Linked DNA regions of Mus musculus: region 2 is linked to region 1. A link is a loop called in an ENCODE intact Hi-C map of the cell type or tissue named here. Cell type or tissue: heart. All regions are shown on one strand. Links, peaks and the distances in the headings refer to the core of each region. The heading gives the core; the rest is flanking DNA. Region 1 holds the start of Mir6964 (microRNA 6964). Region 2 holds the start of Zbtb21 (zinc finger and BTB domain containing 21).

Region 1 (16,296 bases), core at 3,312-11,311:
GTCTGTGGGAGATAGAAGCAGGAAGATCATGAGTTTAAGTCCAACTTGGGATGCACAGTGAGATTTTGTCTTAAAAAAAACAAAACAAAACAAAACAAAACAAAACAAAACAACAACAAAAAAAAAACCCAAGATCTGGGGATGTATTCCAGTGATGTAATGCTTACCCACTGTAGGAAAAGCCATAGGTTCTATCTCTAATACTTGCACTAAAAGCATTTATAGCAGTGGTTCTCAACCTTCCTAATGCTGCAACCCCTTTTACAGTTTCTCATGTTGTAGTGACACCCTAATAATAAAATTATTTCATTGCTACTTCATAACTATAATCTTGCTACTGTTATAAATTGTAATGCAAATGTCTGATGTGCAGGACAGCTGATCTGTAGCCCCATGTGAGAGGCCTTTCTATCCCTAAAGAGTCATGCATGACCTACAAGTTGAGAACCACTAATTTATAGAGATCTGCTGCACAGAACAGAACCATGCACACATGTGAACAAGCACCAGTACCCAGATAGGAATGGTGCAAAATGAGTCCCAGGTAGCTTATTATAGTCCCTTCACAGGCTTTACATGGGGTACTGAGACCCTGACATCTTGAATATGGGAGATGTCTGAATTACATAGTGGTAGCAGTTAAAGCTCCATTCTTAACTTGATAGGCTCTGTGGAAACAAGCTTCCAAACAAGTCATTGAGGGAGTTTCAATTGAAATAGGAAGATCCATCCTAAATGTGGGCAACACCATCTCACAGGCTGGGTTCCCAACATGAAAAAAAAAAAAAAAAAAAAAAAAAAAAGCAAAGACAAGTTGAGCACCAGCATTCATGTCTCTCTGCCTCCTGATACACACTGTGATTAGCTGCTTCGCATTTTTGCTACCTTGCCTTCCCCTGTCATGATAGACTGTGCCTTAAAACTGTGAGCCAAAATGAACCTTCTTCCTTAAGTTGCTTTTGTTAAAGCAACAAACTGGATAACCAATACAGCTATAATCATAGATCCAATAACTGAAAGCAGCACATATTTATTGCTGTTCAGTATTTGGGGCCTGGAGTCTTTGCACAGCTTGTCTTGTCCTAAGCTCTGGCTCTATCTGCCTGCCATCAAGTTCTTGACTGGGCTTTGCTCCTCTACAGCTCAGGGGCTTCTTCAACCCCACAGAGTTGGTGACATGATTGGTTCATTATGTACTAAAGTCCTCAGTTTCTCACTGGCTGTGCTCCTGAAGACTGCTGTTATTCCTGGCTTGTCATGAGCTAACAGGACAGTTGCAGTTCTAGAGATCAGAGCTAGCATCAAACCAAAGTCGAATGATGTTGTCTGATGGTTTAACATCTAGCACACCTGGCTGGTACTTGTGTCTGGCATGCAGTGATATGATGACCTGTCTCTCTCCAGAAGCAGGCGCTCGGGGTAAACATGCTTTCTGAAGCCCTTGAGGATCTTTTCAAGCACCTAGTTAATGCTGCCTCTCCATCTGTTTTTCTGAGCACCAAACCCACGCAGGTCAAAGAAGCTCAGGTAAGCCCAGATCATAGGACAAAGGAGATTCTGAACTTGTGTTTCTAGTGCCTTTACTTTCCATGGTGGGGCTGACATTGCACAGGCAGATGTTGCCCATGGTATTAGAATACAGCCTCAAGGTCAGAGCTCCATAGTGGGAATGCTTGCCAGGCCACTCATTGCTGAAGTGATGGTCTTCTAGTTTGTACTTTTCCATAAACACTGTCAGCTGGTGACAGGATTTGATGCTAAGTTCTAGGTGACTAGGGTCACATGAATACACGAAGCCATCTTTATCCTCCTTTGCTTATCGGGTGGTAGGCAAAGCTCAGCTAGCAGATGAGAACAGCAGGGGGTTATAGTCTTCACTCTCAGAGGCATAAGGCAGGGGAGTCAGTCTTCCCAAAAACCACCATCAGTTATCCATCCATGTAGGTAGGAGCAAGCCCAAGCTACTTCATCTTCTAGTAATCCTATTAATAGTGGATTCTTGGAGAGCAGAGGGGACTGGTAACCAGAAATATAAAAATCTGAGACAGTTCACAAAATAGTTTTGTATTTTCAGAATCCATGGACTCAAAAACAAAAGGCCCCTAGGCTATCATATCTAATCACATTCTAAAATGAAATTGTCCTGTTTCATTAAGTGCCACACCCATGACAGCTCTCCAGAGAATTGAACACTTGAGCATGGAGATGAGAGAGATTTATGAAGTATGTTATGATGTTGGGACTAATAAATAAATGGTTTGGTTCCAGCTCATGTCTGAAGCCTTGAACACCAGGAGAGTTTGGTCTAATTCCAGACTGACCATAGGCTCAGAGCTCAAAGCCCAGGAGGACTAGAGTTTTCTGTTTGATTCTAAAAGCAGAAAAAGACTATGGCTCAGGTTGAGCAGTCTGAAGGGAGGAATTCTTTCTCATTTGGGATGACTCAGACTTTTCTACTCAGGCTTTCAACTGATGGGTGAAGTCCACCCCATTAGTAATGGCCATCTACTTTATTCAGTCTGTCTGTTTAAATGTTGGTCTTTTGGGCTATAGCTTAGTTGGAAGGGTCCTCATATAGCATGCAGCATGCATGAAATCCAGAATTCAATTTCTTTTTCTTTTTTCTTTTTGGTTTTTCGAAACAGGGTTTCTCTGTATAGCCCTGGCTGTCCTGGAACTCACCCTGTAGGCCAGGCTGGCCTCGAACTCAGAAATCCGCCTGCCTCTGCCTCCCAAGTGCTGGGATTAAAGGAGTGCGCCACCACGCCCCGCTCAGAATTCAATTTCTAAGACCATATATCTTAGGCATGGTGGCATATGCCTCTAATACCAGCACTAAGGAGGCCGGGGCCAGAAAATCAGGAGTTCAAGGTCATCCTCCATTACAAAATGAGTCTGAGGCCAGTTAAGTCTCAGTGACACAATACCTTGTTTCAGAAAAAAAAGTCTGTACTGAACATTGATCCCACCCCCAACAGCCATCATAGAAACACTCAGAATAATATTGACCGAGTACCTCGGTATTTATGGCCCAGAAGTAGAATCCTTATAGCTTAGTGGTTAAAGCACTGTGTCAGTGTGAAGATTGGAATTTGGATTCCTAGAACCCAAAGTAAATGTCTGGTATGTATGGTAGTCTGCCTGTAGTTTTAGTCTCTGAAGGCAGAGGCCAGGGGATCCTAAAGCAAGCTGACTGACTGAACTAGCTGTATTGGTGAGCTTTGTGTTCAAGGGAGAGATCCTGCCTCAATGACTAAGGTAGAGACTGATTAAGGATTACACCTGATCACAACCACAGGCTTTCATATGCATAGACATGTCCATGTTTACACATATGCAAGCCCCCCCACACATGTAAACACTGATACATACACATGAAGGAAAGAAAAAAAATAGCCAAACATACAACTGACAAAGTATCTCATCTCCAACCCATCCCAGTGCTTTAAGGAAGTTTATAGTCCTTCTTGGCTGTTGGTATTCTTCACTCACAGAAGGGAAGAACCTGGTTCATAGCAGTATTTGCTGGGCAGTACCCATGAGTGTCTCTGAAGATGTTAGTAACCATGATCAAAGAAGTGTCTCAAGTCCAGTCAGAACCCAGGATAGCTCCTGCATGGCTTTCACTATCCAGAGTCCAGCACCTCTCAGAAAACCTTCTGAGGTCTTAGGTTCTTGTGCTAAATTTAAGAGCCCCTGTGAGCACTGCCAGTGCCTGATGCCCTTCTGAGAATGAAATAAGACTGCACTTGCCTCTGTCCCCTTGCTTGTGCAATAACAGGGGTTCCCAGCTGTTCTTCCTGTGACTGGAGGCAGAAAGTGATCACAGACTGATGGCCATTTATACCTAGATGTTGTCCTGTCCAACACAACAGCCCGAAGACTAACTCACTATATAAAGTACATCTCCTGAGTCTGAGCATGGATCTATGTGCTGGCTAGTCTTTACTGCTCTGGAAAGCAGACCACAAGCAGACTTTGAACAGAGTCATCACTATTTGCAGGTTCTTCATTTGGGATAGAAGAGATCCACTGTAGAGGCAAGAAAATCTTTCCATGAGATAGCGTCAATTCTAAGATGACCCTGAAGGCCAGGTGCCCTGTTCTGATATCCATGAAGACACTGTTGTCCCTGAAGATACTGTCCCATATAGAAGCCAGGACCCCTGGCCAACCTCACACATCCTCACAGCTGTTGCTATGTTTTTTCCCTCACAGAGTCTACAGTGCCCTTCCTCCACTGCTCAGGAACCCTGCCCTCCCAAACCTCCAAGGGCTCATGAACTAAAATTGCAGGTGAAGAATATCAGAGTTTCCCTGATAAACCACCCTGGTGCTTCAGGTGGGTGCTACCAGGGCCTCTGGGGCTGCCCACACTGTGGGAGGGATCTCCCATGACTGGGGATGGTGAATTCTCATGTGGCAACCTGGTTGGGTCTACAGTGTGATCCCTGCCTTCCTCTGCAGAAATATAGTGAAAAACTTGGTCTTTGGCTAATGGGCTTGGGGTCCAAAGGCCACAAGCTGTAACCTCCTGAGCACAGTGAGCAGCTGTGGCTGGTGGTGGCCAATCATGCATACCCAGAAAGTTTGTGGAAAGGATTCTAAATGTACCAGATTCAGAGAAAGGGCAGTTGAAACAGTAACAATGTGAGTAACAGAATCTGGTCACTATACAGGACATATGTGCCATGAAGCATCATACTGCACCTCACAAATATGCAGCTAAACTCATCAGCATGTACATGAAGGCTTAGGGAAAGCAATGTCGTGGTGGCTCTGTCTGTTTTCAGCCTGACAGATACTAGTCTTTTTAAGCTGAGCCAATAAATTCCTGTTGAGCATCCCTGAGCCTCTGATCAGTGTAGCTTATGCTCTCCTAGAAAGTGGGTTGTATGAGTGGCTTATAGGGGCTTTGTGCCTCTGGTGCTGCTAATAGGAGGAGGAAGGCAGTTGAGGAGTCATGGTTTTCCCAGGATTCCCAGTGATCACTGAGGCCCCCTGTGAGAATGGAAGTGAGATTCTGGTTGTTGTTTAAGAACACTAGGAGTTCTGGTCACTGTTTGCAAAGGTTCTTCCACTTTACAAGGCATAGAGAGGCTTCATGTGAACTAAGTCTCTACAAAGATGGCGGTAGCTGATGGTTTTGCAGCAAGTGCTTGCATGTTGCCTTTCATAACCTGGATCACCTAGTGGCTGAGTGGGTCCCCTGGACTACCAGGTTGTGGTGGGGCCCCATTTTGGGGTGCACATGCTATGAAACCAGATCCCATTCCCCAGCCATACTAAGATGCCCATAGCTGGAAATGGATCTGAGTCTTTCCTTGAGGAGTGACTATGAAAGTTACCCTACCTGAAACATGGTAAGGAGTCAAGCATTGTGGTCAAGTTACTGACCACAGAGGACTTGAGGACTGATGCTCTAGAGGAAACATTGTCTCAGAGCAGGAACAGTTGTGAAATGTCAAAGTGCCTATACCAAGTACCCACAAAGGATCGTGGGATAGATGAGGAAAGAAAACATCTGCTTGTTGTAAGTGGGATACGGGTTGTCTGTGAGGTGCAGCCACAGTTTAAGCTCAATATCGACCATCGTTTGGGTAGGCTGTTAGTCTAGTCTAAAGAGGAGCCAAGCCTAAGCAGGTGTGTTGCTTCTGGGTGAGGCTCCATACCTTAGAGTCCTGCCTGCTTCCAGGATTGATGAATTGATGAAGAAGTAGGACACTAGGGCCAGTCCAGGGCTGTTACCACCAAGTTATTGCCCCAGCATTGAGAGTGTGTAAATGGGAAATGACAGAAAGGTTTCTTGGGTGAGATTTTTTTTTCAGTTAATTTATTACTCTTTCTTGTGTGGGTAAGCAAAGTGTTAATGCAATTAAAAAATAAAAGCCAAATACAACCTTGCTTCATCTGATCACAGGCCTTAGCCATGTGTGCGTGGCTCAGCTGAACGATCCTGAACAGAGATTCATCAGCACCCTAGTGAGAAACACTACTGACCTCAGTTGGGAGGAGGAATTCACCTTGTGAGTACAGCCTGCATCCTCAGAGGCCTGCTGGTGGCAGCTAGGTCTGCTCAAGACGGACAGATCCTGGAGTCATTGTATAGCACTGTTTACACTAAGAAAATGTAAAATTAAAGAAATGAAAACAAGTTGTCCTGAGTTTCTGAAAGATAGCCAGCTCCATGTCAAACATGGACTTCCTTTTAAAGGCAGCTCCAGGGATCACCCTTCTTTCTCTTTCTCTATTGTGACAAAGGACTGTTTCCCTTAGCACCCAGCCACACAGAACAGAAGGAAGCCTCTAACTGATGCCAACCTCTGGTGGAGAAAATAGAAAGGGGACATGAAAACCATTTATAAATAACAGTATAAAGATCCTAAGTAAAAAGTCATCACATGGGATCCAATGATGCATTAAAATAAATCTATTTGGGAGCTGTGGCTCTGGTCAAGAGCATTGGCTGTTCTTGCAGACCTAGGTTTAGTTCCCAGAACCTGTTATTCCAGGGGATCTGATACCTTCTTCTGGCCTCTGCAAGAACCGAGAGTACATGTGATATACATACATGTAGGCAAAACATGGACACACGTAAAATAAAGTGTTTATATAGCCATTCTGTTAAAAATAAATAAATCCAAGCTGGGTATGGTAGAGCATGCCATTAATCCCAGTACTTGGGAGGCAGAGGTAGAGGCAGGCAGATCTCTGAGTTTAAGGTTGTCCTCTTTTACATAGTGAGTTGCAGGACAGTCAGAGCTATCTAGAGACTGTCTCAAAAAACAAACAAATCCACAAATCCAGTTTGCACCAGAAATGTAAAGCTGGCTTAATATAAGAAAATTCATTAATAACTTCCACTGTACCAGCAAGTCATAGGAGAAAGTAAACTGCCTGACTTCACACCTACCCCAAAGAGAGTTGGTAGTGTTTAATACTGGGTCCCAGTTTTGAAAACACTTAACTAGGAGAAATTCATGAACACATTTGTAAGAGGAGTTTAAAGATCTCACCATGAGTGATCGGTCATAGTGGCAGACCACTGGCATCAGGATGCTATGATCTTGATCTAGAAAAACTGATTAGCGCACTTAGAAAAGACCAAGGAATGACAGAAATGATGGGCGGATCCTGGAAAGGGAGCTGGAGGGACAGTCTGGTGGGTAAAGACTTGCTGCCAAACTTGACAGCAGATCCCAGGATTCCAATTTTCAGGACCCACTTTGCGGAGAGAACCAACTGTAGTGAGTTATCCTCTGACCTCCAACTGTGTGAGGATGTTAATCTCCATTTGTTTACTGGAAAGGACTCTGTTATTAAACAGTCTATCTGTAAGGACTTGGATGGATAAGTTTTATAAGGCCAAGGCAGAAGAGTACTAGACACCTGTAAAAAGTACAGTTGTTCTTCAGTCTGTGATATCTCCAGGGAATCACCTAAAGCTGTTAAAGGCGATGGTGGATATAGCATTGATGAATGGGTCTTATGCAAAAGATAGAAAAGAGGGAGGCTTGTTGGAATTCTGTGTTTTATACTCAATTATACACAGTCGTGCTTTATAAATGGTAGCAGTGGCATGTGACATTCAATTTTAAGTTCATAAAAATTAACCAAATGAACTCAGGGTCTCAGTCTGCACTGCCCACCTGTCATGTGCTACATGGCTGGTATATTAGCTCAATACACTTCTTATCACCAAAGGGTGTTCCATGGGTCCCCACTGAAAGGCCAACCCTTGGTTGAATTGGTGGCTATTTCTGAACTGTCAGGCTGCCGGCAGTGTGTTTTTAATGACTGACAACCATGTGTCTTTAGTATAATAATATATATATATACACACATACATACATACATACATGGCATGGTGTGTGGGGTGGGAAACTCAACCCTACAGCATGGAGCTTTGGATGGCTCACATGGGTTTGTTCTTTTTGCAGTGAACTGAACGCCAAATCCAAGGAGCTGGTCCTGCAGATCTCACAGGATGGGTGCTCCTCAGAAGGTGGGTGGTGAATATGTAGAGAAGTGTTCCAGATGAGCACTCTGGTCTAGGCTCTGGAATGGGGAGGGGAGAAACCCTGAGAAGGAGGTGGCCTCCTCCTCTGAACCAGAGGTCTCCCAACTAAATGTTTGGTACAAAGTTAAGAATCAACAGTGTCATTCCTTTGGGGGTCATGCTTGTCTAGTTTTTAAACATTTTCCTTAATCGTTATGTGTGTGAGTATGTTGCCTGTCAAATATGCCTGTGCACTGTGTGCATGTAGTGCTTACAGAGGCCACAAGAGGGTGCCAAATCTTTCAGGACCAGATGGTTGTGAGTTTCTGTGTCAGGCTGGGAACTGAACCTGGATCTTCTAGAAGAGTAGCCAGCATGCTTAGCACCTAATCTTCTCCCCAGGCTCTACTGTTAAACTCCAGAATCTTCCATCAATAATTTTTAAATTAGAGGAGCAATTTCAAACCATTCTAGACTTAACAGACTTCCTTTTATATATATATATATATATAGTTTTGTTGTTTTTCGAGACAGGGTTTCTCTGTATAACCCTGGCTGTCTTAGAACTCACTCTGTAGACCAGGCTGGCTTTGAACTCAGAAATCTGCCTGCCTCTGCCTCCCAAGTGCTAGGATTAAAGGCATGCACCACCATTGACTGGTGTTTCAATTTTTTAAAATAAAAAAAAACCAAAAAAATACGTAACAAGCCAGGTAGTGGTGGTTTACTCCTTTAATCCCAGCACTTGGGAGGCAGAAGCAGGTGGGTATCTGTGACTTTGAGGCCAGCCTTGTTTGTCTACAGATGGAGTCCAAAACAGCCAGGGATACACAGAGAAACCCTGTCTCAAACAAACAACACACTTTCCCATCATAGCCATTGTTAGCCCTAGCAGCGCCTGTCCTAATGTCCCTCTCTATAAGTTTCAGCTGATGTTTCCTTACAGAATAAGTCCCTTGGCTGAATTTAAAATGAACACACGAGGGCTGGAGAGATGGCTCAGTAGTTAGGAGCACTGACTGCTCTTTCAGCAACCACATGGTGGCTCTGTAATGGGATCCCTTTTCTGGTGTCTGAAGACGACACAGTGTATTCATATAAAGTAAATAAATCTTTAAATAAATAAATATATATATATACATATACATACATACATACATACATACACACACACACACACACACACACACGATTCAGACAGAGGAAGTTTAGGGTAAAGTCACCAACATAATCATGGATCTAAGTTTGTTAGATTTTTTTTTTGTTTTTACATTCTTTTGTGGTATGTCTGTGTAGGTTCGAGGACAGCTTGCAGGAGTTGATTCTCTTTCTATCTTGGGGGGGTCCTGGAAATCAAGTGTAATTTGTCAGGCTTGGTGACAGGTGCCTTTACCTGATGAACCATCTTGCTGGTCCTTAAATTATTTTTTTCTTTCATTTTGTGGTGCTGGGCTTCAAGCATGTTAGATAAAGTGTTGTACCACTGAGTTACACTCTCAGACCTCTTGGATGTTAAAATCCATACAAACATTAAAATTGGGAAGGTAGAGACCATTGTCCTATCCAGCTGTACCATTGAGTCTCTTGGTGATTCTTCTGAAGGGAAGTTGGAAGGCAAGAGACTGAGCAGATGTTCATGTCCTAGTTACCGTTAAGAGTTCTGTTCTAGCCTTTTGGAATCACCTGTCTTTAGATGCCTGGGGAGGTGATAAGAAAAACCTTCTCTTCATTGAGTGATTATATAGGACACCCTGCATCAGGCTACCTTTAACTTCTCATTCCTCCCAGTCCCTGCTCCTGGTGGCCCACCGTCCTCCATTCCAAGGCAGCCGGGTGTAGTCTGTGAAACTGCAGCTTTACAGAAGCCATGTAGAGTATGCCCGTGTAGTCTGTGTTTAAATTCTCATTCTGACTATTTGCCCTGTTGCTCATAATCTTTGTGTGATTAGTCATTACACTCCTATCTGTCTCCCTCTTCCTCCTTTCTCACCCTCTTTCTCCTTACTTATTCTTGTTTCTCACATATAGGGTACACATTCTATAGCAGGTCACTGTCATCATGCCTTGACCCCTCCATCCTTGCCCAGGACATTTAGTAGTCACACCACTACCACCACCACCACCTCTACCACCACCACCACACACATCTGTTTTCCAGTTTCTGTCAGTGGTTCAAGGATGGTTGATGCAGTTCTACACCCTATGTGCTTTGGATATGGCCTTTGGCAGGCCTGGCATGTAGCCCCATTCCCTCTGGAATGCCCACAACCTCTTTATGTTTTATGTTTGGTGATACTAACACTGTGTAGTGAACCTAACGGAACCCCCCTTGGGGTGTGAGACTGGAAACATCACCATTGTTCTTTCTTGTCTTCCACTCTAGGTCTGTTGGGGATAGCAACCATTCACCTGGACCTATTTAGGAAGCAGCCTAATGGCCCACAGACCTTCAGACTGATCAGTGGGACAGAGCCTGACAGCTTGGTGTTGGGCTCAGTCACTGCAGAGGTATGGTGGCATGTTCTCTGCTGCTACAGTCCTGTCTCCTGCCTGCCAGGGCTCACTGTTGCCTCCATATGACATGCTGAGCTCACCCACGATGTCCTGTTCTCACCATGGGCTTCAGGCTCAGGTGAACACATCTTGCCAGGACTGGCTTAAGGTGGCTTAAGCTGGCTACTATAGGAGATGACCTTTCCCAGTGTCATCTCAGCTAACCCAGCTGCCCTCCTTTTAACGTGGGTCTTTGTCAGTCCAGGTTGATTTAAAAAGAAAATTAAGTAATATGGGTGAAGAAACTAAAGTAGAGGTTATTGGGGCGGGGGGGTGGGGGGGGAGTGTACTGCAGCCAAGTCAGCCTGTTGTTACTGTCTGCAGAATACATATTTGCAGGTCTACAGCTGTAGTTTGCACCAACCAGTCTGAAAATATTCAGGGAAAACCAAACAAATAAAAATCATCCAAACTACATCAAACTGAACAAGTATATACCTTTTCCTCTTACCATAATTCCTTGAGCAGTACAGAAAAATATCTATTCCCTTGCATTTTTGTTGTATTTGGTTTGAGAGGTCATCTAGAGGTCATTACTATACCAGGAAAGGACATGGGTATTCTGTGACACCATGTTCTGTGTGTGGGTTGTGGCCTAGAGAGCGTGAGAAGCAGTTGTCCGTGGAATCTCCTCTGTGTTTCAAAATGAATGTCTGTCTTTGCCATAGTTTTCTTACGTAGAACCTGGGGAGCTGAAATCCTGGCCAGCTCCTCCCCCTGTTTCTGCTGCAAAGATAGAAAAGGACCGTACGGTGATGCCATGTGGGACTGTGGTCACCACTGTCACTGCTGTGAAGACCAAACCTCGGTTTGACACTGGGAGGGCAACCCCACTGAACTCAGGTGAGACCAGAGTGCATTCTCATTGCAGGAGATCCACAGGCTCCCAGCCTCTGGGGTGGGGGTGGGTGGGGCTCACCCTGCAACACTGAGCATCGTGGCATTCAGTGTCAAGGCTTAGCAGAGAAGTCTGGTGGCCTGGAAAAAGACGAGGGAGGGGAGGGAGGGAGAGATGGGGGTGGAGAGAGAGAGAGAGAGAGAGAGAGAGAGAGAGAGAGAGAGAGAGAGAGAGAGAGAATATGTTAAGAGACAGAGATGAGGTTCTTCCAGCCACATGGAACTCAGCACTCCATCATACTCGTGATTATTACAAGTCTAATACAGGTAACTGAATGTATGTTAAACACCACTGATAAAGAGGCATGATGTGGGCTGAAGATGTGGCTCAGCTGGGTAGTATTCATCTAGCATAGAGGAAGCCCTGGAGTGGATCCCAGAATTGTATCAAGTAGACATAGTGGCACACATTTGTAATCCCAGAACTGAGGAAATGGAGGTAGAAGGATCAGGAGTTCAAGTCATTCTTGCCTAACATGAAATATTATCCAACCTGGGATGTATGATGACTGGTCTCCAAAAAAAAAAAAAAAAAAAGGAGCTTTGGGGTTTTGGGTTTTTTGTTTTTTAAATGAAGCCAGCACAAACCTTTCTTTTGCATTGTAGCTAGCCCCTGGGTGGTCAAAAGAAAAATACATTGTTATACCTTCCCAAAGTAGCTCCCATGGCACAGGTCAGGGACCCACAATTCACATGAGAACTCTAGTTTTATTAAAATGTCTCTGAATTTTTGCTCCAATCTAGACCCCCAGCCCCACTTTTGCCAACACAGTGGAAGAGCCAAATGTGTGAGTCTAAAAGCCCAGCTACAGCCAGTAATAACTGCAGGGCCTCAAGGTGCACTAGGGGCTTCCCCCCATAGATTTCTAGAATCTTCTGTTGAAAATTTGCATGCCCTTGCTGATGGAGTCTTGTTCTTGCAGAGTCCCCTGTGAGGACACCCGTCACAGTGAAGGTCATTGAGAAGGACATCTCTGTCCAGGCCATTTCTTGCCACAGCGCCCCCGTCAGCAAGACATTCTCCTCTTCAGACACGGGTAAGATATCTGTGTACTTCTGAGCTTTAGGAGTGAGGGTTTCCTTCTCCCCTACCTGCTTGGGGCGTCTTTGGTTTGGTAGCAAATAGAAAATGAAAAAGCTGGGAATGTCAGGTAAAGGGAGACTGGGGACATAGCTGGGCCCCTTGGTAACTTTATGAAAGCTATTTTATCGTTTGGCATGTGGATGACGTCAGAGCCATTGGGTGAGCGACACTGGGGACAGCGTGGCCTGGACACTGTGCTTTCTCCACACTGTCCACACAAGCATTTAAGAGTCATTTTCTGAGCTCTCTGGGTACCTTTTTAAAGTTATTTTTACATAGCTGCAATCAATCAGTTGACAGAAACAGCTTCATGGTGGGAAAGCTTATTTTGGCTCCAGTTTTAGTCCCTCATGGGGTTGGGGAGAGGCATGACTGTGTAAATACATAAGGAGTCAGGATCATATTAGACCAGGACATAAAGAGATTCTAAACCCAGGGCTATCCCCTTCAAAGCCTGTCCCTAGTGTCAGACGTCTGCCAGCTAGGCCCCACCTTCTAAAGGTTCCACAGCCTCCCAAAATAGTGTCATTGGCTGGGGAACAAGTATTCATAACATGAGCCTATGGGAGACATTTGATATCTAAGCCATGGTATTGCATCCTGGCTGGCTCCAAAGGTTCACAGTCATCTTATAATGCAAAATACAATTAGTTTAACTTTAAGAGTCCCCATAAACTTAATAGTTCCAACACTGTTCAAGGATCTGAGTGTAGAGTTTTGTTTTTGAGATTCAGGGATGTCACTTAGTTGTGAGCCCCTGTAAAACCAAAAGGAGAGTTAGATATTTCCAGACTGCAAGGGTACAGAGTAATCGTGCCCATTCAGAATGGAGAAATGGGGGGATGGGAGGAAATTTTAGACTAGAGGGAAACTGAACCATATCAGGGCACTGAATGCTGTAGTCCTGTGTTTGGCATTTAATGCATGTGGTGGAAATGATTGGAGTACCAATAGACACAGACAATTCCACTCCTGCACATTTGCCATTTGCAGCCCATGTGGCCTGTCTCTTGGGCTAACTCCACTTATTACCTACAGCTTTCCTTGGGACATGTCTTATGGTCCTGGCATTGACAACATCCTGGGGTCTCTACTGCAGCTTAGGCTTCATCCTCAGAGATTCTGCCCAATGAGATGCTCCCCACAGGAAACCTGAAATGAATAGTACTTGGCCCTACACACTTTCCTTAATTTAGGTGCAACCCTGTATGATCCCATAACACCTGTTTACTGCATGCTTGAAAACCTAGCACTGAGTGGACAACCCTACGTTTCACTGATCACTTGATAGGTAGCTAGGCCTTCCTAGTATCATGACCACAGTGACTTCTAAGTGCCTAGATGAGTGAACCTGTGACACATTTCTCTATGAAGCCTCATTCAAGTATCTTTCGAATGAATACATAGTTTTATATGCTGGAGGCATCAGGGGTCTCACCAATTCCTGAAATATCCTGAGAGCATCCTTCCTACATCCTTGTACATACTATTTGACTTCTTCCTAATGGTGCTTAAATAACCATGGCCACACCTGCCACTTGCTTTGGCAGTTTGAGATACTCTTCTTTCCTAACCAAGCACTTCATTTTTCATGTCTTTCTGCTCTAATTTCTATTCTTACACCCCACTGTAAGACTGGCTAAAGCAGCCAGTAGTAACCATGCCATGGCCTGAATGCTGCACTATAAATTCTGCCTCTTTATAGTCCTAGAACATAGGTAAACTATAGGCAAATTCTGTGCCAAAATGTAACACAGATAGTTTCTAATCCTGTTCCCAGTGGAGTCCTTGTTCCCATTCCAAACTCACTGTTTCTCTCAGCACTCAGGTCTTCCATACAACCACAGGAATAAGTCTAAGGTCTAATTACAGTATTCTAGAACCTTTCTTCCTATTCAAAAATATTTTTATGTTTTGATTCAATGTATTTTGATCATATCCGTGATCACAACTCCCCAGTCCCCATCTTCTCAGACCTCCCCCAACACAAACCCTCCCACCTCATGTCTCATTCTGTTTTGTTTTGTTTTTTTAATAAACTGAGTCCCTACATGTATGAGGGGCCATCCACCAGAGCATGGTTAACCCACCAGTGACTACAATCCTTCCTGCCCCGAGCAGCCATCAACTCCCAGTAGCCCTTCCGCTATGAACAGAGCGATGAACCCGCTCATGCATGTGGAATGTTGCCTGGCTTGATCTTGTGCAAGTAATCACTCCTGCTGTGCTTCCTGCGTACCAAGGCTGTTTCATATCCAGGGCACAGCAGTGTACAGCCCTCTTTCCTGGCCTCTAGCTTTTTCCTCCTCTGCTTCCAGAGTATTCCCTGAGCCTTGGGGAGGTGGTTTATTCTCAGAAAATTTTCTTTTATGAGTCTCTGCATTGACCACTGCCAAAGGAGGCTTCTCTGACAAAAGTTGAGGTTGACACTAATTTGAATGAGAACAAATATTTCTGACCTCTATCCATTTAGCAAAGCAACAATAGACAGTTCCTCCCAAGCTTGGGCTTTTGACCAAGTTTATAGGATCAGGAGTCAATTCCTTCCTGTGCAGCTGACTTCAAATCCAAAAGGCAGAAGGTTACCCCGTAGTAGTCATGCCGCTATTGCACTAGTCATACATCTTGCCTGTCAGGTCAGTACAGAAGAATGCAGAGTTTCTGCTGTGTAAGCCCACTGATTCTTTTTCTCCCCCAGCTGCCTGCATAGCACCTTCTAGCAGGGAGGAAGTTTTCAGGTCAGTTCCAGCTTTCTCTATGTTCTAACTGAAAGTGTGTTGTGTCTTCAACAGTAGGTCTTACCTTCTAGTTTCGGTGAGCCACAAGAGCAATGGCAATAGCCTGTGTCATTTTGTGAGCCTCCAGGGCTTCTTCAGGGGTTTTTCTAGTTCACATATCCAAATTTTTCCACCATTCCTTCCACAAGTCAGTTCCAAAGGCCCAAACCACATAGGTTTCACAGAAGCAACAACCCACTTTTGTACCAATTTTTCTGGATTAGTAATTTTGTATATTCTGTATCGCTATGACAAAGGGATCTGGCAGAAACATTAAAAGGGAGAAAAGGATTGTTTTAACTCACTTTTTTAAGAGTAAATGCATGGTAGCCAGAGTTTGTGACAGAGCCTGCTCATATCATGGGTAACCAGGTAGCAGAGAGGAAGTTCAAGGTTCCATCCCTAAATGTATTACAGCCTCCAGAGTAGCACCACCATCTCAGAAGGCCCCTAAACACTGGCCTCTCAGAGACATTTCTCATTCAAGCTGTGACAGTTCCAATTCTGTATTTTTGGATTATTTTCAGATAATCAAAATCTTGAACAGGTATCTTCCTGTCTAGACGTCAGTGTGAGGACCTGAGCTTAATCTGCAGTACCCACCTAAAAAGCAAGGAGTGGTTGAGCAAGCACTCCTTTAAGCCCAGCTCTGGGGCCAAGTGTGTAACTGTAGAAACCAGACCCTGTGACCTATGGCCATGGCTGATGTCCTGCTCCTAAAACAGCTTTATTGTCCTGGTTCCTTCATTTGCTTCTGCAGTTCTGGGAATCAATCACAGAGCCTTGTGCATGCTATGCAAGTGCTGTATCATTGTTACACCCTGGATCCCTTTTTGTCATGTTTCATTTTACCTTAGCAGAATAATATAAGCTATAAGTACAAGCTCTCTGGAGGAGAGACCCCTCTCCACCTAGCCACCTACCCGATGACCTGGCATCTTTTCAAGTGGAGATTTTTTTTTTTAAAGAAAGAAAAAAGAACTCAC
Region 2 (16,296 bases), core at 4,569-12,568, 82 kb before region 1:
GAAGTCTCCCACTATTATTGTGTGAGGTGCAATGTGTGCTTTGAGCTTTACTAAAGTGTCTTTAATGAATGTGGCTGCCCTTGCATTTGGAGCATAGATATTCAGAATTGAAAGTTCCTCTTGGAGGATTTTACCTTTGATGAGTATGAAGTGTCCCTCCTTGTCTTTTTTGATAACTTTGGGTTGGAAGTCGATTTTATCTGATATTAGAATGGCTACTCCAGCTTGTTTCTTCAGACCATTTGCTTGGAAAATTGTTTTCCAGCCTTTCACTCTGAGGTAGTGTCTGTCTTTTTCCCTGAGATGGGTTTCCTGTAAGCAGCAGAATGTTGGGTCATGTTTGTGTAGCCAGTCTGTTAGTCTATGTCTTTTTATTGGTGAATTGAGTCCATTGATATTAAGAGATATTAAGGAAAAGTAATTGTTGCTTCCTTTTATTTTTGTTGTTAGAGTTGGCATTCTGTTCTTGTGGCTGTCTTATTTTTGGTTTGTGGAGGGATTACTTTCTTGCTTTTTCTAGGGCGTGATTTCCGTCCTTGTATTGCTTCTTTTCTGTTATTATCCTTTGAAGGGCTGGATTCGTGGAAAGATAATGTGTGAATTTGGTTTTGTCGTGGAATACTTTGGTTTCTCCATCTATTGTAATTGAGAGTTTGGCCGGGTATAGTAGCCTGGGCTGGCATTTGTGTTCTCTTAGTGTGTGTATAACATCTGTCCAGGCTCTTCTGGCTTTCATAGTCTCTGGTGAAAAGTCTGGTGTAATTCTGATAGGCCTGCCTTTATATGTTACTTGACCTTTCTCCCTTACTGCTTTTAATATTCTATCTTTATTTAGTGCATTTGTTGTTCTGATTATTATGTGTCGGGAGGAATTTCTTTTCTGGTCCAGTCTATTTGGAGTTCTGTAGGCTTCTTGTATGTTCATGGGCATGTCATTCTTTAGGTTTGGGAAGTTTTCTTCTATATTTTTGTTGAAGATATTTGCTGGCCCTTTAAGTTGAAAATCTTAATTCTCATCAACTCCTATTATCCATAGGTTTGGTCTTCTCATTGTGTCCTGGATTTCCTGGATGTTTTGAGTTAGGATCTTTTTGCGTTTTCCATTTTCTTTGATTGTTGTGCTGATGTTCTCTATGGAATCTTCTGCACCTGAGATTCTCTCTTCCATCTCTTGTATTCTGTTGCTGATGCTCGCGTCTATGGTTCCAGATCTCTTTCCTAGGGTTTCTATCTCCAGTGTTGCCTCGCTTTGGGTTTTCTTTATTGTGTCTACTTCCCTTTTTAGGTCTAGTATGGTTTTGTTCATTTCCATCACCTGTTTGGATGTGTTTTCCTGTTTTTCTATAAGGACTTCTACCTGTTTGGTTGTCTTTTCCTGTTTTTCTTTAAGGACTTGTAACTCTTTAGCAGTGTTCTCCTGTATTTCTTTAAGTGAGTTATTAAAGTCCTTCTTGATGTCCTCTACCATCATCATGAGATATGCTTTTAAATCTGGGTCTAGCTTTTCGGTTGTGTTGGGGTGCCCAGGACTAGGTGGGGTGGGAGTGCTGCGTTCTGATGATGGTGAGTGGTCTTGATTTCTGTTAGTAGGATTCTTACGTTTGCTTTTCGCCATCTGGTATTCTCTGGAGCTAGTTGTTATAGTTGTCTCTGGTTAGAGCTTGTTCCTCAGGTGATTAGGTTAGCCTCTATCAGCAGACCTGGGAGACTAGCTCTATCCTTAGTTTCAGTGGTCAGAGTACTCTCTGCAGGTAAGCTCTCCTCTTGCAGGGAAGGTGCCCAGATATCTGGTGTTTGAACCTGCCTCCTGGCAGAAGTTGTGTTCCACTCACTATAGGTTTTAAGATCCAGTGGAGGGTCCTGTGTGGGTCCTTGCAGGTGTCTGGAGACTGCCCGGGCCAGGGACCCTGGTGCTGCAGTGGACCAGAAGGGACTTGTGCCCCGGATCAGGCCGGGTTCTCTGCTTCCTTAATTAATGCAGTCTCAGGTCCTGTGAGATTGGATTGGAGCATGCGCTGTGTTCCACTCACCAGAGGTCTTAGGATCCCGTGGCGGATCCTGTGTGGGTCCTTGCGGGTGTCCGGAGACTCCCTTTTATACTATAATCTAAAAGTGCCTACAAAAGAAAACTGGAAGCTGGGCTCTCATCTCTTCTTAAACTCACTCATTTAAAACCCAAACTATCTAGAGTTCCTTGATAATTTTCTTTTCTGTAAATAAGTGTTCCCCTGGGTTCTATGACCCATTCCACCAGTCACACCTTAGGACTTGGGTGTGGAACCCCAATGTATAAGCAGTCACCAGAACTTGGGGCTTGTAATTGATTGACAGTGGGAGGCAATTTAGGGGCTACAATCCTTAACCTCAGGAATTGAATGCTAGTCCCAGGTAAATGGTGTTCAAATTAGAGAATTATAGATGGTATCCACTGCTCTAACCAATATGGAAATAATGCTGATCTCCTAAAGGGATGTGTGTCCCACTTTTAGGCTGTCAGACTACTGAAACTATTGTCCCCAAGAAACTGGAATTTCCTCAGGAGTCTCCTGCTGAGATGGAAAAGCATGAAGCCTGGGACAGACAAGAGGTACAGATTTCACACAGTTCTGACAACTTGTCAGACCATCTTGCAGGAGCTGAGACAATAATGATGGGTCAATGAGTTAGGATCATACCTTGATCATAACTGCTCAGCTATGCATACCTTTGTCTACTTATACCTAAGCCTGTTCAGACTCTAAAGGTGTGTGTGTGTGTGTGTGTGTGTGTGTGTTTTCACTGCACCTCTTTCTTCCTCCTTCTACTACAATGACACTGAATAAATTTCCTTTCTACACTTTCCTCTTTAATTGGATTTGGAGAACATGCAGCCAAAGTCAGCTGTTAGTGCAGTCAGAGCCCAGCTCTGACAATGAAAATTCCAATAATATTGCCACAGCCTGGCTTCTGTGATATTTCAGGGAGATTGACAACTCCTGTCCCAAACTGTGGTCAGATTGGATAAGATTGGAGTGGCAAAACTAATGTGAGTATTTATTTCCTGCAGCTGGATCATCACGATGATCACTCTTGTCCACTAGTGGTGAAGGAAGAATTGAGCATTGACAGGAAAGCAGGTTTTACCAAGAGGCCAAGTCTTGTTCCTTCTGCAGTCATGACACATGCTTGTAGCATCTCACTGTAAAACCCTAGCTGATTTTTATAAGGGAAAAAAATCTTGGGATTTCCAGTATTATTAGGATATTCTAGACTTCTAGACAACAGTGTGTCAAATGGATTCAGCATGCAAACTTTGTAGAACCAGAAATGATGTCATCATGGTTTCTGCTCAACAGGCATCTCTTCCTAACAATTTCCAAAGTGCAGAGACATTCATGGCTATTAGCTCGCCTCAGTAACTAAGTGAGAAAGGGGCATTCATCTATTTTTGAAGTCACCCAGGTGGTAAATGATAATGAAGTGGTTAAATCATATGTGCATAAACATGTACATAAAGGCAGAGTTGGAGATCCTCTGCAATATTGGGGTGTCCATCTTTTTGACCTACTGGCCCAGAATATCTGATAGACTTTCTTGTGATGCAGGAATTACAAAAGACTAGCTTACTTTGTCCTGGCAAAATTTGGCAGTTGGCTTCCTTTGTGTCCTGCTTGTCCACAGCTTGGATGGCATGCTGTCAGCAGAGGACGACGGCAAGGGCAGTTTTTTGCCCAATGACTATCTTTGCACATTTGAAGCAAACTCCATATGGGTTTTTTTTTTTTTTTGATACCCATCATCTTTGAAGTAGTATGAGGGTGCTGCCAGGAGCAAACATATCTCATTGTCAAGCCTTTTATTATTAAAACATCTTTAAATGCTGTATTCTATAGATCTCTAAAGTGTTTAAAGATCATACCCTATAATTCCTATCTATTTCAGTATATTTGAATAGTCAAATGTTGTTTGTTTCTAGCTATTTACTATTTGATTAACTTTGAAAATGTCTACAGGAGGCTAAATATAGTTTATTTTTATAATTAACTAAGCTAGTACCTAACAAGACTACAACCAGCAACCTGTCATGTCTATAGTTTTAGAAGCTGCTTGCTCTACACTTCCTGCTTCCTTAGGTAATATCCTTCTCAGGTCACTGATGGGGTTAAAGACTAAGTAGATATAGTCTCATAGTTAAGGTCTAAAAATATATTTATAGGTTGATAAATACAAGTTATGAGAAAAAGTGACTTAGATACAGAACTTTGAACTCACCAAGTAGAATAGATAGTAAATTATGTTCTCCAAAGTTGCTAAATACAAATGGACTGGGCATTATGAATGCAAATCTTACCTGAAAGTTTTCATAATTGTTTGTATTGTATGGAAAAACACTTTTATTGGATTAAAAGGGGGCAATAGTGGATGCCATTCAGAATCTGTGTGGGGAGGTGAACTTCCTGGAGATGGTCCACTCTACTGGGAGATTTTCCATATTGTTTAGATGAGTCAATGATTTTACAGAATGCCTGATTTTATTTAAATAGTCTTAGGAAGTTAGGGTACTTGATTAAAACTTTAAGGAAATGTTTGTTGGAATTAATTATTTTAACTTCTAAAGTTAGAATTAATTAAATATATTAATACAGTTAGAAGTAAGAGTAGAATGTGGACCCTATCTTGTAGAATAGTGAGGGCTGCATAGGTTAAAAATGGCATACAGTAAGCTTTCAACAATTGCATGTATGTAATTGTACTAGGAAGAGAAAAATAGGCTTGGGACAAATTAATGCTCAAAGAAAACATTTCATTCTAGGTTAGGTCTGTGTCTTGGGGTTTTATCGCTGTGAAGAGACACTATGATCAAGACAACTCTTATAAAGGAAAACATTTATTTGGGGCTGGCTTACAGTTTCACAGGTACAGTCCATTATCATCATGGCTGGAAGTATGGCACTATGCAGGCAGAAATGGTGCTGGAGGAGGAGCTGAAAGTTCTATATCTTGATCTGAAGGCAGCCAGAAGGAGTCTGTCTTCTACAGGCAGCCAGGAGGAGAATCTCTTCCACAAAGGATAGAGCTTAAGCAAAGGAAACCTCAAAGCCCACCCCTATAGTGACACACTTCTAACAAGGCCATACCTACTCCAACAAGGCCACACCTCCTAATACTGCTAGTGGGCCAAGCATTCAAACACATGAGTCTGGGGCGGGGAAGAGGGGGCGGCAAACCTATTCAAACCAGCACAGTTTGAGTTCCTGGATTTCATGATCTAGGGATGTGGTCACAGGTGCACCATGAAAAGGCAAAGCTATGAATAAAGAGCAAATAATTTTATTGTGACTATAAAAACAGAGAATAGATGATTAGCCAGTTTAGCTGAACAAGATTTCAAAAAGAAAATGTAAGGTAGATGATCTGTTTCTTGGTAAATAAAATCGTCAACTAAGCATAGGGAAAAAAACTTGCTTAAACGTTGTTAAACAATGACAAAAGCATTATTGCTTTGTGATTACCATGAATTATAGATGGGAAATGTTTAGTTAGGTATGAGATTCAAAAGAAGAATACACAATCAATAATTCTGTTGTAATTTCCTTTGCGTGATGATTTTAATCTGTTCTTGAAGAGTATGTCCTTGTGGTGACTGGTTTTGGAGAATACATAACTTGTGGCTATGAGGTAATTGTTTTCTTACACAGATAACTTTGTCTTAGATGGTATAAAAAGGCTAAAAGAAAAAATAAAGTTGTTGGAGCCTGCTTGTTAAAGCTTTGCTCCATCTACCAAATGTGCGTGAATGTGTATGAATGTAGGAATATATGTTTGGTATGTATGTATGTATGTTGTGTGTATGTATGTATATGTGTGACATTGTTAGAGTTTGCTCATTGAAGCTTGCTTCATCCACCAAGTAGGTGTGAGTGTGCGCCTGCTTTACATTATCACCAACCCCACATCCCCTCCTTAGATCGATGACCACACTGTCAGAGTTGGTCTTCCACACACAGCCAGGCATGAAGCCTATGGGGGACAAATTCAAAGGCACATACAGGTGGCAATAGACAAACCCCACAAAAGGCACTAATGAGCACAGAGGTGTAGCATCAACCCTAGAATAAAGTTGAAGTGACAGGAAGAGCATAGAAGCAACAGAATCCCAGAGCAATTACAGATGACAGGACAAGGTAGAAGATACAGGGTAGCTCCAGTGAGGAATCAACATACCTGAAGCCCAGAGGTGAGTTGAGAAGGGTAACAAGCAAGGTTTGCTTTCACAGATGGGGGTCAAGCTATTAAGTCATCACAGGATGAAGTTCAATTCTCCCCTAAAAACAATGGAGAACCTAGTGTTCACACTGGAGTAAGGTAGCATTTTAAGACTTATCTTAAAATAAGATAAGTCTCCACCCTGGTTGCAAAGCCAGGGTGGAGTAAAACCTGGAGGCTGGAAGAGCAGTTAGAAAGTTTTGTGTGTGCACATGGGTGTGGGCACACACACTTAAAGTGACTGTACTGCCAGAGTATCTTCCCTGGCATAGATGAGGTAGCACAGAGTAACAGGACCAGCAAGACCACAGACCTCAGAAACGCAAAGTAAGACCACAGACCTCAGAAATGAAAAGTGTGTGGATGGGCAGGTAGCAAAGGAAATAATACAGGAAGCCACGAAGGTGCAAACCAGGGGCAGGAAGTCCAGGGCAAAGTGGCACAGCACTGTCACTGAGTTAGAAGAAGGAACCAATAATATATCATAAGCCAGAGGTGTATGAAAGATCCAAAGGTTTCTGTTGTATTTGGCAGTTAGGTCAGATTCAGAGAACTGGCAACCTTGTTTGAACATGGAGACACCAGAGTACAGGCAGCATGCACTGCAGATACAGCAACTGAGCTGGCAAACAGTTGGAGGGAGGTTGCTTTGCACTCCATGTGGTTAAACAAAACAAAACAAAACAAAACAAAACAAAACAAAACAAACGAATCTGGCTTCTCTCTGGGCCATAGGCTCTGCAGCTCCATACTGATTTTCTGCATGTAAAAAAGAGGCCCAATGGTGTGTGGTCCTCTCAAATCCCTCTTTACAAGACCACTTCTTGCTTAACTGCCATACAGTTCAAATACAAATACATTAAAAACAAACAAACAAATAAACAAACCAAAAAAAAAAAAAACCCTTGAATGATTGCAGAAGAGAACTTTCAGTGTGAAATTCTAAAGGGCATAGTCTTGAAATGAAAAAAAAAACTAAATACTCAGAGTTATTCATTTGGAGTCTGTCCCCCCCCCCAATGGATCTACCTATTGCAAGATTCCTTTCTCCACATATCCCTCACACACTTCATAATGCTGTTTCACCTTGATTCACGTAGTTAAAACCCACCTTCAGAAGCATACTTGAAAACCACACACTTCTTGAAACATAGAACACCTAATTTAAGATCTAGGCTTTTGTTTTGTTTTTGTTTTTGTTTTTGGAGACAGGGTTTCTCTGTAGTCCTGGAACTCACTCTGTAGACCAGGCTGGCCCTCGAACTCAGAAATCTGCCTGACTCTTCCTCCCAAGTGCTGGGATTAAAGGCGTGCGCCACCATTGCCCGGCGGATCTAGGCATTTTTAAAGTCTGTTACAGAAATTTCACTTGTTGAGACTGTCTGCTGCTATGTTCCAGGCTCTAGAAAACTTCCGTGGCCTAGAGACCCTTTCTTCACAGCTGGAATTTGTAGTTTGGCATTTGTTACCCAGCTGCCTGGTTTTGGCGTACAGTCATCTGACAAATGGCATTGTAATTTTCATGCAAAGAGGCTAAAAGAGAACTGGTGTTGCAGGGAAAAAGGTTAATCGTTCTTTGTCTTTTGTTTTGAAATGAGCCAGGGCCTCACTCTGTAGTTCAGAATAGTTAACGGGAAATCTGCCTCAGTGTCCTGGATGATGGGATTCCTTGCATGCACCACCCTTCCCAGCTTCAACACCATTTTAAAAGGGTAAGGTTTGGATATGTGTTTGAAAAAGCCACAGAGCGAATAAGGGGAACCTGGGAACCCAACTTGTTCACTGCCGCTTTCTCCAGGAGGAAGAAATGGAGATGAGCTATTTTCCCGATAGCTCCACATTCCGCATTCAGGGGCTTTCCGCGACCACATGCGTACCCTGGGGGCGTCCCTACGCTCTGCTGCTCGTGCCCGCGCCTCACCGGAGAGGCACCAACGCGCCGGACCCAACGCGGCCGCGCTCCCGCAGGCCCGCCCTCGGCCCGCCCCCAGCCGCCCGGCACCCAATCCCAGCGCCACGCACGTGACGAGCGCTGCTTGCGATGACCTCATCCCTGGTGTGGGATGACGTCAAATTCAAGATGGATGGAATCACAGCGGCAGTGGAGGCTGCGGGTTGCGCGAGCCGAGTGTGAGCGGAAAGGGGCTTGGCGCCTGCCCCAGGGCTGAAGAGCGGTGAGTAACCGTCACGCTCCGCGCCCTAGGAGGACGTCGGGCCCGGTCGGGGACTACGGCCTCTCCGCAAAACGCGGCCTTTCCTGACGTAACTCTGAGGTGATTTCTCTTCTTTTTTTCCTCCACCAGTGGGTTGCGGGCGTCGGGCCCTTTTACGCGTGCGCGGGGCCGCGGTCCTCACCGAGCATGCCCAGACTCCCACGTAGTCGAGCGTGTCCAAGCACTGCGCATGCTCTCTGCCCGCATTTGGCCTCGCCCTCGCTCCTACGCATGCTCAGCCTCCAGGCCGCTGAGCTGCTCACCCTGGCCCGGGCGGCCTGAGTAGCCGCGGTGTGCGTCTGGGGTGCTGGCCACAGCATAGCCGTTGAGACGCCGCTGCGGGTTAGGGCGCGCTCTCTGGGGCGGGCGGGCGGCGCGCGCTCGCGCGGGGCTGGGAAACTGGCGGGCGGTGGCGGCGGCGGCGGCACCCACACCTGCAGCGGCTGGAACGTGACAGCCTGGCAGCCAGCACCTCTGGGGCCACCTCGTTTGCCCATGCACACCCTATCGGACCCCTCACCCCCACCCTCGGGCCCAAGGCTTTTCTTAGGAGAAAGACCCTCTTTCGGGGACATAGCACGGAAGACCTCCCTGCAGCTCACATCTTGGCCGGGGTCTCCCCCATCTCCCTGGCTTGGTTATTTGGAGCACCTTTGAGTGCTTCCTCTGCAGAGACTGCACCTTGTAATCAAAGAACCATGCACATATGTGCCCCCGAGGCTCTGGGTTCTGGAGAACCGCACACTACAGAACGTGTACAGAGAGCCTTAAACAGGTACTCCCTAAGGTTGCCCGACACAGGGGTGGTGTTGGGGGACACTGAGCCGCCCTTTGAAGCTTGGCATTTTTTTGTGTGTTGCATGAACTCCAATCGCTTCTACATCTTTGGACATCTATCTGTGTTACAGCATAGTCTGGTGATTGTTCATCAGCATGACCCTGAGTCATAAGTTCCTGGGTTTGTTTCATGGTCCTCCCACCTTGTTTCAGAGGCTGAAAGTAGGTTAATCCATGTTAGTGTTTCCACTGAAAACCTTCCTCCACTTCTAGTGATTAATCATTACCCTTAACCTTACCCCTAAATATTGACGTTAAAGTAGAAATTTGGCTTACGTAAAAATGACTCTTTAATTCAGCCGATGCACTTAACAGCATAGTGTTTTCATTTAGTATTTATTGAAAGTATAGGGAGTGTCATTCTTAGGAAATAGAAATTGTTAATAGAAACTCTCCCTTGAGGAACTGACAGTATTGTGTGGTGGAGAATATTAGATATGACAACAGCAACAAAAGAAGTAGCGTAGAGGTCTCTAGACAAGGAGATAACTGAGAAGCCATTTTAGTTGTCCCAGTACTAGAGCTTAAAGGGCTGGATTTACAAGTATCAGAGATTGGCCAAAGGGCAAAGGAAAGAATAATTTTCTGCCAGAGGAGATATGGCTGGCATCATCCAACCTAAGAAGGTGATGATTGAAGACAAACAGGTGTGAAAGTGTGGATCACAGGTGCCATGTAGGACAAGTGACTTCACTGAGATGGATCTCTTTAGAAGGAAGGGGGTGGGGCCTGAAGAAGTCTGAGCAGAGATACAGATGGAGTCAGTCCAATTGTTAATATAGTCACAAAAGCTCAGGAAAGGCTGAGAAAACGCCCCCATGCTGGGTTCTACAGACTCTGGAGAGATAAAGATCAACAAGTCCAATCCCCAAGTCTAGTGAGCTTTCTTTATGTGGTAGATACCTGCTAAGTCCTATGCTAGGAATTCACAACTGAAAACAAGGGCTTTTTGGGAGAGCATGTGGGGTGTTGTGAGGGAGCCACATATAAACCTGATGCATTGAGATCACCACGGGGTCATTGCAGAGCGGTGAAGTGTTGCTGTTGGCAAGTTACAAAAGCTTTATAGTTCCCTCTGAATCCTTCTGTACAAAGTGGCCAAGTAAAGGAGAGATAAAAGACACGTTAGGGTTTCAGAAACTGGAAGTGCAGATTTGTGGGTTAGATGGTAAGGAGTGCCACTGTCTTAGTTTGGATTTTATTGCTGTAAAGAAATACCATGACCAAGGCAACTTTTATAAAGGAAAACATTTAATTGGGGCTGTTTTTTTGTTTCAGAGGTTTAGTCTATTATAATCATGGTGGGAAGCATGGAAGCATTCAGGCATACATGGTAATGAAGGAGGAGCTGAGAATTCTACATCTTAATCTGAAGTCAGCAGAAGGGTACTGTGTCCACACTGGGCATCGCTAGAGCATAGGAGACCTCACTGCATCCACAGTGACACACTCCAAGGAGGCCACACCTATTCTAACAAGGCCATATCTCCTAATAATATAACTCCCTATGAGTTCACTCATGTGAATCTATTGGGGCCAGGCCTATTCAAACTACCACAGCCATCCAGGTTTGGTACAGAGGTGAGTTGATATCAGTCAGAGAAGTCTTGTATGCTAGTCTGTAGTTTGGGTTTTTCTAGAGAAATAATTTAGGGGAAAAACCCCTGTAGTCTAAAACAGGTCAGTAAAGTGGCCAGCTTTATTTAGAGTAAGCAGTCAAAAAGCTTCATTTCTACTCCTTAATTTAAATTGGAGTAGGGAGTGAAAAATAATCACATATGTATTGTGTAAGATCTCAATTTGGGCATCATGAGGAGTGCCAAAAGTAATATATTGGACTTTAAAGAGCTTGCAGTCCTGGCGGGACACACAGCCAACTAGCATATGCCAGGGAATAAGCATAATGTGTTGATTGGTGTACCTGCTCTGTGTGATAACTGTTGTGCCTACTGTTGGCAGTAGGCATTTGCTTTTTGCCTTTTTGACAAGAGACTCCAACCCATGTTGGCCTTGAACTCATAATCCTCCTGCCTCAGTCTGTCAAGAACTGGCACTATAGACATGTGCTACATGATGTATTTTGCTTACTTGTTCTAAGCTTAAGTAAGTTTAGGACTGTGTTTGTTTAGTTGGCCTGCTTTAATTTAGTATACAGACTCAGTGACCTAAATAATAGAAACTTATTTTTTCACAGTTATAGAAGCTGGAAATTGGAGATGAAAGTGGTGTTGGTAGGCCAGGTCTCTACTGTACTTCTTCCCTTGGCTTGCAGATAGCGTCCTTGTGTGTCCTCATAGGATCTTCCCTCCATGTTTGTCTCTGATCTAATGTCTTTGTTCAGAGACATCACTCTTTTTTTTTTGGATTAAGACACATTTTAACTTAATTAGCTGTGTCTTAAAGACCTCAGCTCCAAATATGATTCCTTTGTAAGGTACAGAAGTTAGGACTTCCAACAAACAAACTAGGATGTTGACTGGGAGTGTTTAGCCCTAAAGGAGTCCTTAAGGATTAGAACTTGATCTGCGCTGCAAAAGGGGTTTGGCAAAATCTGGACGGTTCAGATTGAGTAGTGGAGGAGGTCAGATGGGCAGGTTGTGTCTCAGGAACAGAAACAGGAAAAAGCCACAGTAGGTAACTAAAGAATTTTAAGAGTAGTTTGAATAAAGGAGTCTGTAGAGGCTTTTTTTTTAATAGGTTTTATATTTAGCCTGTTCTGTTTTAACTAAGATAGTCAGGACTATAACTTCATTCAGTATTATATCAAGGTGGTTCCTAAGCTCCCTCTGCACTGCTGGGAACTACACCAGCTCTTACACCTCTGTCTCCATGAAGACATTTAAGACATTGAAACTGAATTTTGGGGTTTCCTTATCTCTAGACAACAGGGCTTTTTCTGTTCTGAATATCCCTGTGTAAAAAATGTAATTATCAGCCTGGTCTACAGAGTGAGTTCCAGGACAGCCAGGGCTACACAGTAAAACCCTGTCTCAAAAAAAAAAAAAATGTAATTAACACCCCTCAGATATATTTAACCATGCCTTGCACTTGTAGAGGGCCAGTGAGCAAGCTGCATTCATGGAAGATAGTGTATGCTGGGGCACTAATGGAAGCCTTTCTTGAGGAATCTAGCATATGAAAGACAAACATGAAAGATTAGGACAAGAGCAAGAAGCATGCAGAAATAAGGCAGAACAGAAACTGACTGGTTAAAAAGGGGATTTATTTTAAAAAATAAAATGAAAAATACATGATCTCTTGAGGCTCGAGGAAAAGCTTAAACATCAAGAAAAAAACAAAACAAAACAAAACAAAAAAAACCCTGGGCCAGGAATGACAAAACCAAACCACTTACAGGAATGTACAAGTCAGGCACTAGAGCATGAGCTCTCAGACCACACTGAGATCAGTCATTCGGCTCCACTCAACTGTTGCCTTTGTCTTCGCAGGAACCATAATCTAGGGAGAAAGTTTCTAGTTGGCCTGGTCTTGGGTGTATTCCTACAACCATCAGGTTGCACTTGCTAGGCAAGAATATTCTTCCAGACCAATGCAGAGGGTTTCTGCAGAAGAAGCAATGGCTGCTGAGTGGCCAGAACAGACCAACAGAAGCTGCTTGTTTGCAGCATAGCTAAGAGCCTAAACTATGTTACAGTGGAGCCATCCTCCTGACTGAGGCTGATAATCTACCCTTGAACCAAATTTGAACTAGAGAGAGGGAGGCTGAAATGTGTTGAAATGCAGTACAGTAACCTGACACCATGAAGTATTCCCCTAAGCCTGTCTGGCTTTGAAACCAGAGGCACTTTAGATAATTTCAGGATGTCTGCAGTGTTACCAGGTGAGTGATGATAACACTGAAGCTCAGCCAGCCTCCTGTCACCATGTAGTAAAATCATGTAGAGAGTGAGAGCTTGGGGATGAGGGGTGTGTGTGTGTGTATGTATGTGTGTGTATGTGTGTGTGTGTTTAAATGTTGGATGTTGATGTTCACATGCATCCCTCTAGTTCCTGGGTTATGTTAGGCTTATGTAAGTATTCTTCAACATTGCAGAGGGGCAGTATTCCCAGAGCTTAGCCTTAGGTTAGTAAAGGGACATTTCCCACAGAGCTATTAGTGTGCATTTTTGGACTAGTCCCAGAGCCTAGCTCTTTTGTAAAGATCTTTTGCTATGGCACCAGTCTTTTAAATTGAAATAGGGGAGATCGATTTGAATCCTTGCACTTCCTCACCTTCCCTTTATAGTATCCTGTTGAGTTTCTGACTGTGTGCTTCCCTTTCTTATGAATCTGTCTCCAGAATACTCTATTCCAAAATTGCCCACCTTCCTTAAACTTCAAAGTCCTTATTCCAAGTAGCATAAGGATGGAAATGCTTGGGTTGAATTAATTTATGTTAAGATACAGCTGTCTCACCTCAGCATCTAGTATGTCATAGGCATTAGTGTGATGGCATGAAGTAATTTTATTGAGTCCAGCTGTGAGGAGCTTTAGGGTCCTTATAGGGAGTTGACTTGAGGCCAGGGCAAACTTCAAAAGATTTTAAGCCTGGGCCATATAAAATTTCTGGAAGTTATGAGTCTTTGGCTTTAACATCAATATGAAGTAAATCCCAAGCCTTTCCTTATTCCCACCAGTCACTCACTCTTCCACCCTACCACCTCCTGACCACATTGATAGCCTTCTGGTGTTCTTCCACACTCTATGCCTTCTTTATCACATTGTTGTCTGCCCAGTCACAGGAATGTGAGGTGCAGGAGAACAGGAAGCCAGCCAACGAGCTCACCTCCCACCATCAGCACCTCTTATGATGCACAGTGTACAGCGGGCTCACAAACACTCGGGAGAGGAAGAGAGAAGAAAGATGTGTGCTTGCCAGGTGGGATTTGCTCTGTAGACTGGGCTTTTCACAAGTTGCCTTGTTTATGTCTCATGTGATTTACACATGGTATAGGTAGGGCTAGCACTGATCAGGCAAGGACACTACTGTTCAGAAAGGATGAGCAGTCCTGTTAAGATTATATTCCTGATAGGTGGCAGTAGACTGAAGACTTCCCCATGGATAGCTGTCTGCCATGAGCTTTCACCATCACAATTTTCTCCATTCTCCCCCTTTTAAATCTTCAGAAAACATTAAGTAAAACCATCTTGGAGAGTTTGGGAAGGTATTTATAGGAAGATCCAAGTAATAAGGAAGTCAGCCTGTTTCAGAATCTTTTTTTAGGGGAGTTTGTCTCGGCTGCTCTTTCCAGGCTTTTCTGCCATGATTGATTGATGGGATTTCTACATAATGAGTCAGGTGGAGATGAGCAAGCCAGGGACAGTGATAGCTTCATGGTATGTACATGAGATTTGTTGCTGCTGTTGAGTGATAGTGAATTCATACAGGACAGAGTCTGCTACTCTTTAACACTCACTGAGAAAGTACACCCAGCAGCACAACTGCTGTTGTGAGGGCTAAGCAGCTGAGATGTCAAAGGGTCAGGTCTGAGAAGTCAGGTCTGGAGGATTCATCTGCACTTCCACAGCCACAGTGTGCTGAATTGCCAGACAACACTCCGCAGCTCTGCTTTTCTCTTTGTTTGATCTCTCAAGCAGTGTCTATACTTTAGTTGCTAAACTCAATAAGCAGTTACACTTACTGTAATCAAAATGCAAGAATTCAAATAGTCCTTGTTTTTAGGTAGACCAGGACTAGAGCCATTGCTTTCAAGTCCTCATAATTGACTTAAAGTGTAAAAGCAACCCGTAAGTAGAGGTGAATCCATGCCACTTGGCCTTCTCTCCAGTCTCTGTAGAGACTGTAGAAATGGGTGTCACTCTTCTGCTTATAATCTGCAGTGTCTTCATTTTGATTACCTAAGCCCTTAGGGTGATGACAGTTCCCAGGATGACTCTTGCTCTCGTTTGTGGTGCTGCGCATACTCCTTGCAGCTCCTCTCACCTTTCCTGCCTGACTCTTCCCCAAGCTTTGTTCCCTCGTCTGCCTTTCACCTGGTGCTAGTGGCTGTCACTTGTACTGCATCTCCTATGATATCCATAGACATTTCTCTGTATCTACATAATGTATATTGTCAACAGATTGTTGTGTGCTATTCCTGTGCAAGACTAAACTTCAGGAACTAGGCTGTGGTTAGTAGAGTTTTAGTACATTCTAGGTGGATCATAGCTTACATCTGTATTTTTGGGTCGTCTTGGTGTCTTGGTTTTTCTCTCAAAAGTAGAGCCTGATACAATGGTCTAGATGTAGATGTTTGGGCAGAGATTCCAGGAAGCTCAAAAAAGGAAATAAAAAGATGTGCACAAAGGAAGATTGATGAATTGTCACTCGCTGTAGAGTGTCAGAACTGAGTCCCTTAGAAAAGGAGAGTTAGGGAAGCAGTCTCATTTCTCTGTCAGATCCATCTCAAAGGCCATCCTTTTCCCTGTCCTGTCAGATCTTTGTTGACTCTTCCCATTGTTCTGTAGTTACTTCATTAGAAAACTCAGTGGCTCTGCCTCAATGACAACCCCATGCTACTGCTATCATGACAGTAGACTCCTCCTATGCCCTTTGCTTTGTCATCTGCAAAGAAGCCAGAACTGTTATAATTAAGACATAACTCAGGTTTTTTGCTTATGGTCCCTCCAGTGGCTACCTATTTCCTACAGAGTAAAACCCCCTCACAGCTACCCAGCCTTATAGTCTGACTCCTGAGATGGTCTTGTCCATGACTCCCCCCTCTCGGCTCCAGTTTTATATCACACTAGTATTTACCTCTGCTGTGTTGTCTTTTCTTCAAAATCCCCAGGCTCATGCCCTGCTTTCTTGAGTCTTCCCAAATGTACTTCCATGACCAGATTAATGGACGGTAGGTAGATACTGTTTGTAGGAGCTGAGTGAGTGATGGGATAATCATCCCATTTGCCCCTCAGCAGTGTTGTGTGGAAGTTGTCACTGCCTCTGTTTGCTGTGCAGGGAAAAGACTAGGGCTCAGAGTGACTGACTAGCCAAAAACAC

Evidence for each region. Hi-C counts contacts between places; a loop is a spot of excess contacts. Peaks named below come from ENCODE experiments on the same cell type or tissue, not always from the same donor. Only the 100,000 strongest peaks of a DNase experiment are listed, where the experiment ranks them.
Region 2: a loop joins it to region 1, with 3 times the contacts of the local background. A loop is called at or near these places in 2 of 42 quality-filtered maps.

The regions. Positions count from the first base shown.
Region 1 is chr16:97,871,319-97,887,614 of GRCm38, reverse strand. C2cd2 (C2 calcium-dependent domain containing 2) reads left to right here. Exons shown (of 14, transcript NM_174847.2): 5 at 1,405-1,527; 6 at 4,219-4,342; 7 at 5,921-6,026; 8 at 7,941-8,005; 9 at 10,383-10,507; 10 at 11,221-11,395; 11 at 12,373-12,486. It overlaps Mir6964 (microRNA 6964), which reads left to right and starts at 10,324; the gene lies at 10,324-10,382. In heart, for the core only: a CTCF peak has its summit at 8,271 (motif pointing right); no DNase peak of the experiment used is centred there.
Region 2 is chr16:97,954,637-97,970,932 of GRCm38, reverse strand. It overlaps Zbtb21 (zinc finger and BTB domain containing 21), which reads left to right and starts at 8,311. Exons shown (of 3, transcript NM_175428.4): 1 at 8,311-8,519; 2 at 14,033-14,175. The coding sequence starts at 14,104. In heart, for the core only: a CTCF peak has its summit at 8,167; DNase peaks (open chromatin) are centred at 8,252 and 8,642; H3K4me3 peaks cover 2,372 bases; H3K27ac peaks cover 1,971 bases.